Regions from separate parts of the Homo sapiens genome. Here region 2 is linked to region 1. Evidence: read pairs that join two places in POLR2A ChIA-PET (ENCODE). Cell type or tissue: MCF 10A. All regions are shown on one strand. Each heading gives the region's core, and the rest is flanking DNA. Links, peaks and the distances in the headings are about the cores only. Region 1 overlaps ZKSCAN1 (zinc finger with KRAB and SCAN domains 1). Region 2 overlaps ZNF789 (zinc finger protein 789).

Evidence for each region. Peaks named below come from ENCODE experiments on the same cell type or tissue, not always from the same donor. Only the 100,000 strongest peaks of a DNase experiment are listed, where the experiment ranks them.
Region 2: POLR2A ChIA-PET joins it to region 1 with 6 read pairs; 4 of 35 experiments call an interaction of 5 or more read pairs at or near these places.

The regions. Positions count from the first base shown.
Region 1 is chr7:100,025,210-100,028,123 of GRCh38, reverse strand. The region is part of intron 3 of ZKSCAN1 (zinc finger with KRAB and SCAN domains 1); the gene reads right to left. Among named protein-coding and RNA genes, the nearest start is that of ZKSCAN1, 11 kb to the right of the region's middle. In MCF 10A, for the core only: no CTCF peak of the experiment used is centred there; a DNase peak (open chromatin) is centred at 1,813.
Region 2 is chr7:99,483,262-99,486,175 of GRCh38, reverse strand. It overlaps ZNF789 (zinc finger protein 789), which reads right to left. Exons shown (of 5, transcript NM_213603.3): 4 at 2,033-2,146. Among named protein-coding and RNA genes, the nearest start is that of ZNF789, 12 kb to the right of the region's middle. In MCF 10A, for the core only: no CTCF peak of the experiment used is centred there; no DNase peak of the experiment used is centred there.

The DNA of each region.
Region 1 (2,914 bases), core at 266-2,765:
CTCAGCCTCCCAAAGTGCTGGGATTACAGGCGTGAGTCACTGCGCCCAGCCCCAAGTACTTAATTTTTTAAACTTCTGAGAGTAAGGAAACACTCTGGAAAACAAATAAGAAAGAGGAAATTGAGAATAAATGTACATGTCTCAATTTATTTAAGAACTATTTACTAAAGAGCAACTGTGTGTGCCAGGATCTTTGAAACTGTTACTCTGGCAACCTAAACTCTATAATCTAGTGCTTAAGACCATGAATATCCTCTCCAGTTTCCTAAGGTCGCCCTGTGACTTCTGCTTGTAGAGTGTGGAGAAACCTTACAAGAACATCAACAGTAGTGGAGTTAAACATCACGGTGCACCGGTGTTTTTTTTTTTTTTTTTTGAGACAGCATCTCCCTCTGTTGCCCAGGCTGGAGTGCAGTGGCGCAATCTCGGCTCACTGCAAGCTCCGCCTCCCGGGTTCACGCCATTCTCCTGCCTCAGCCTCCTGAGTAGCTGGGACTACAGGCACCCGCCACCATGCCTGGCTAATTTTTTGTATTTTTAGGAGAGACGGGGTTTCACCGTTAGCCAGGATGGTCTCAATCTCCTGACCTTGTGATCCTCCTGCCTCGGCTTCCCAAAGTGCTGGAATTACAGGCGTGAGCCACCACGCCTGGCCACGGTGCACCAGTTTACACAGCTTTCTCTAGCACATACCTGCTGGCTGTCCTCCAGGATGCACGGAAGAGAGGATGCATCCTTAAGCTCCATGTCTAATATTCCTTAAATGTCATCACCAATAAACACACTGGTTAAGGAATGTGCCTCGACCAATTCTTTTTTTTTTTTTTTTGAGATGAGTGTTGCTCTGTCGCCCAGGCTGGAGTGCAGAGGAGCCATCTTGGTTTGCTGCAACCTCCACCTCCCGGGTTCAAGCGTTCTTGTGTCTCAGCCTCCTGAGTAGCTGCGATTACAGGTGTACACCACCACAACCAACTAATTTTTGTATTTTTAGTACAGACGGCGTTTCGCCATGTTGGCCAGGCTGGTCTTGAACTCCTGACCTCAAGTGATTTGCCCACCTTCGCCTCCCAAAGTGCCAGGATTAGAGGCGTGGGCCACTGCGCCTGGCCTTTTTTTTTCTTTTTTGAGATGGAGTTTTGCTCTGTTGCCTAGCTTGGAGGGTGTATGAATTTTTAACAAAAAAAGCTTAAAAAGTATAAAATAAAAATTTTTTTAACTAGAAAAACCCCTATAGAATAGGGGGATAAAAAATGTTTTTGTATAGCTGTGCAACATGTTTGTCTTTTGAGTTATGTTATTACAACAGTCAAAAAGTTAAAAAAATCAAAAAGTTCATAAAGTAAAAAAGTTACAGTAAGCTAATTTATTATTTGTATTTATTTATTTATTTTTTTTTTCTGAGACAGAGTCTCACTCTGTCACCCAGGCTGGAGTGCAGTGGTGCAATCTTGGCTCACCACAACCTCTGCCTACAGGTTCAAGCAATTCTTGTGCCTCAGCCTCCTGAGTAACTGGAATTACAGGCATGCACCACCACGCCTGGCTAATTTTTTTATTTTGTAGAGACAGTGTTTCACTATGTTGGCCAAACCAGTCTGAGACTCCTGGCCTCAAGTAATCCGCCCACCTTGGACTCCCGAAGTGCTGGGATTAAGCCATGAGCCACCATGCCTGGCTGATTTATTATTGAAGAAACAAAAATTTTAAAGATAAATTTAGTGTAGCCTAAGTGTACAGTGTTTCTACAGTCTATGGTAGAGTAGTGTCCTAGGCTTTCACATTCACTCACCACTCACTCACTGACTCATCCAGAGCAACTTCCGGTCCTGCAAGCTCCAGTCATGGTTAAGTGTTCCATACAGGTGTACTTTTTTTTTTTTTTTTTTTTTTTTTGAGATGAGTTTCACTCTTGTTGCTCAGGCTGGAGTGCGATGGCATGACAATGGTGCGATTTTGGCTCACCGCAACCTCTGCTGCCTGAGTTCAAGCAATTCTCCTGCCTCAGCCTCCTGAGTAGCTGGGATTATAGGCACCTGCCACCAGGCCTGGCTAATTTTGTATTTTTAGTAAAGACGGGGTTTCTCCACGTTGGTCAGGCTGATCTCGAACTCCTGACCTCAGGTGATCTGCCTGCCTTGGCCTCCTAAAGTGCTGGGATTATAGGTGTGAGCCACTGCGCTCAGCCAATTTTTGTATTTTCAGTAGAGACCGGGTTTTAACATGTTGGCCAGGCTGGTCACAAACTCCTAACCTCAAGTGATCCACCCACCTTGGCCTCCCAAAGTGCTGGGATTACAGGCGTGAGCCACTGTGCCTGGGCTAAAAATCTTTTATACTCTGTTTTTACTTTTTCGATGTTTAGATACACAAATACTTACCACTGTGTTACAATTCCCTACAGTGTTTAGTACAGTAACATACTGTACAGCTTTGTAGCGTAGGTGTGGAGAAGGCTAGACCATCTAGGTTTGTATAAGTATACTTTATGATGTTCGCACAACAAAATCACTTAACATTGCACTTACCATAACTTATCCCTGCCATTAAGTGATAAATGTACTTTTAGCATTCCTTGTCTTTACATTCTAAGCACATACTTTGATTTTAAAACTGGATAAATGTATTACATATTTCCGTCAAAAGAGAAAAAACAAGTAACATGACTTTTTATTTATATGACTGTGAACTGATCTTTTTTCGTGTTCCTCAACTCCCCTCAAAAGTTCTTCCATTCTTTTCCCATTGTTTGAAATTTCTGAAAATAACCTAGAAAAGACTGATGCTATAGTTTTTTTTTTTTTTTTTGGAAACAGACTCTCTGTCACCCAGGCTGCAGTGCAGTGATTATTTTTATATATTTTAAATAAAATGGACCTTTAAAAAAGATTTATGATCCTTTTGAAGATAATTCATG
Region 2 (2,914 bases), core at 179-2,678, 540 kb after region 1:
CAGCTGATTTTTGTATTTTTAGTAGAGACGGGGTTTCACCATGTTGGTCAGGCTGGTCTCGAACCCCTGACCTCAGGTGATCCACCCACCTCGGCCTCCCAAAGTGCTGGGATTACAGGCGTGAGCCACCGCACCCAGCCCAAAATTCTGAATTTCATTGGACTCTTCACTTTCATAACAAAAACAGCTCTCGGCACCAACAAACTCACTATAAATGTATAGGAGTGTGTATGCCAGAGAATGTGAGAGCAGAGCCCATCATCGTTATTAGAAAAACAACTTACTCTAGGTACTCAGTGGTGCCAAATAAATATCAAAGAGGTAGCATGTTATGCTTCAAGATACATGCTTTTTGTTTGAGACAAGCCCAGGCTGGAGTGCAGTGGCATGATCTCAACTCATTGCAACCTCCACTTCCTGGGTTCAAGAGATTCTCGTGCCTTAGCCTCCTGAGTAGCTGGGATTACAGGCATACACCACCACGCCCGGCTAGTTTTTGTATTTTTAGTAGAGATGATATTTCGCCATGTTGGCCAGGCTGGTCTCAAACTCCTGGCCTCAAGCGATCTGCCCATCTCGGCCTCCAAAAGTGTTGGGATTACAGGTGTGAGCCACGGCACCCGGCCTAGATACACGTTTTTAATAACTCTAGGTGAAACATCTGCTTAAAAATGGACAAAGTATAGGATAGCATAGAAAAGGAACCAGAGGGAAGTAGGGACAAAAGCCAACTGAATAGAGCAATGGGTCTCAACTAGGGGTGAACAGGGTTTGGACAATGTCTGGAGACATTTCTGGTTGTCACACCTGGGGAGGTTCAACTGGCATCTAGTGGATGCAGGCCAGGGCTGCTACTCAACATCCTAAAATGCACAGGACATGCCCCATCCTGTCCCCAAAGAATTCGTCAGCCCAAAACGTCAGTAGTGCCATGGAGGAGAAACCTTGGATGTGAAAAACAGGAGCAGCTGCATCGGGACACAGTAAGTAGAAAAATGCAGATATGTCAGGAAATACGGGAGTAATATGAAAACAAAACAAAGCAAGGGAACAAGAGGCAGCACCGAGAGAGGACAAGTAATGAGGGTGGAATCAAGGGGCATCCAGGGTGCCCTAAGAGCTGTCACTTAGAAAACACTAGAGCATCTGCGTCAGAGCAGCACTTTTTCCTGCAGGAGAGAGAGGATAAGCATTCTAGACTTGAAGTCAAACCCCAGTGTCCACCTCCCAACTGTGAGAGTTCTTTTTTCAGACAGTCTTGCTCTGTCACCCAGGCTGGAGTACAGTCATGTAATCTCAGCTCACTGCAACCTCTGCCTCCCAGGCTCAAGCAGTCCTCACACCTCAGCCTCCTGAGTAGCTGGGACTACAGGCATGCGCCACCACACCCGGCTTAAATTTGTATTTTTTGTAGAGATGGGGTTTCACCATATCACCCAGGGTGATCCTGAACGCCTGGGCTCAAGTGATCCTCCTGCCTCTGCCTCCCAAAGTGCTGGGATTACCGGCGTGAGCCCCCATACCAGGCCTGTGTGATATATATATATATTTTTTAATTGAGACAGTCTTGCTCTGTCACCCAGGCTGGAGTGCAGTGACGCGATCTCGGCTCACTGCAGCCTCTGCCTCCCAGGTTCCGGTGATTCTCCTGCCTCAGCCTCCCAGGTAGCTGGGATTACAGGCACACGCCACTACGCGGGGCTAATTTTTATATTTTCAGTAGAGACGGGGTTTCACCATGTTGGCCAGGCTGGTCTAGTCCTGGCCTCAGGTGATCCGCCCAACTTGGCCTCCCAAAGTAGGATTACAGGAATGCGCCACCGCGTCCAGCCAAGATTTCTTAATCTTAGTTTCTTCATCTGGGAAATGGGGACGCCGATCTTCCTCCCACTTCACAGGGCAGTAGGGATGAAGAAGTGGGATAATATATGCCCAGCACCTGGCTCAGCGTCTGGCACACAGAAGGGGCTTCACTAACATGCCTTCCCTTCCTCTTCCTGATTCCACTCGCCTGGGTCTCTTCCTCACCCACCTGGGCAAGCACTACCGGAAGCCTTCCTATTCCCAGTTCTCGGTAGATCCAGGATCCACTGCTCGTCCCAGTTCTCCAGCTGACAGATCATCTCAGGTTTGGGAAACTGAAATCCTACTCATGGGGAAGTAAATGGGATGTGGCCGTTAGTGAGTTACAGAGACATGGCCCGGGGCTCAGTGGCAAGCAGAGATAAGGACAATAATCAAAAGCGGTGGTGAGAATAGAGATTGGCACAATCTTTGTAAATATCTGGCAGTCTTTATTGAAAGCCTGAACAATGTTCATACCTTTGGCTGTGGTCATTTCACTCTTAGAAATATAGCCTAAAGTACAATTGCAACCAAGATGAATGTGCCAGAGACGTTCAGCACAGTGGTATTGCAGCATCAAACTGGAAATAAACTGAATATCAAAAGGGAACAATTAAATCAAGCGTAGCACATTAATGCGATGAAGGCATAAGTATTAGGCAGATATTAAAAATCCTTGTATTCAATTGTTTATTTTTTTTATTTTTGAGACAGAGTCTTGCTCTGTCACCCAGGCTGGAGTGACAGTCTTGGCGCACTGCAACCTCTGCCTCCCAGGATCAAGTAATTCTTCTGCCTCAGCCTCCCAAGTAGCTGGAACTACAGGCACAGCGCCCCCACGCTTTGCTAAGTTTTGTATTTTTATTAGAGATGGGGTTTCACCATGTTGGCCAGGCTGGTCTCGAACTCCTGACCTCAGGTGATCCACCCGCCTTGGCCTCCCAAAGTGCTGGGATTATAGGCTTGAGCCACTGTACTTAGCCAACTATTTATTTATTTATAAATTTATTTATTTATTTATTTTGAGATGGAGTCTCTGCTCTGTCGCCCCCACCCGGCTAATTTTTGT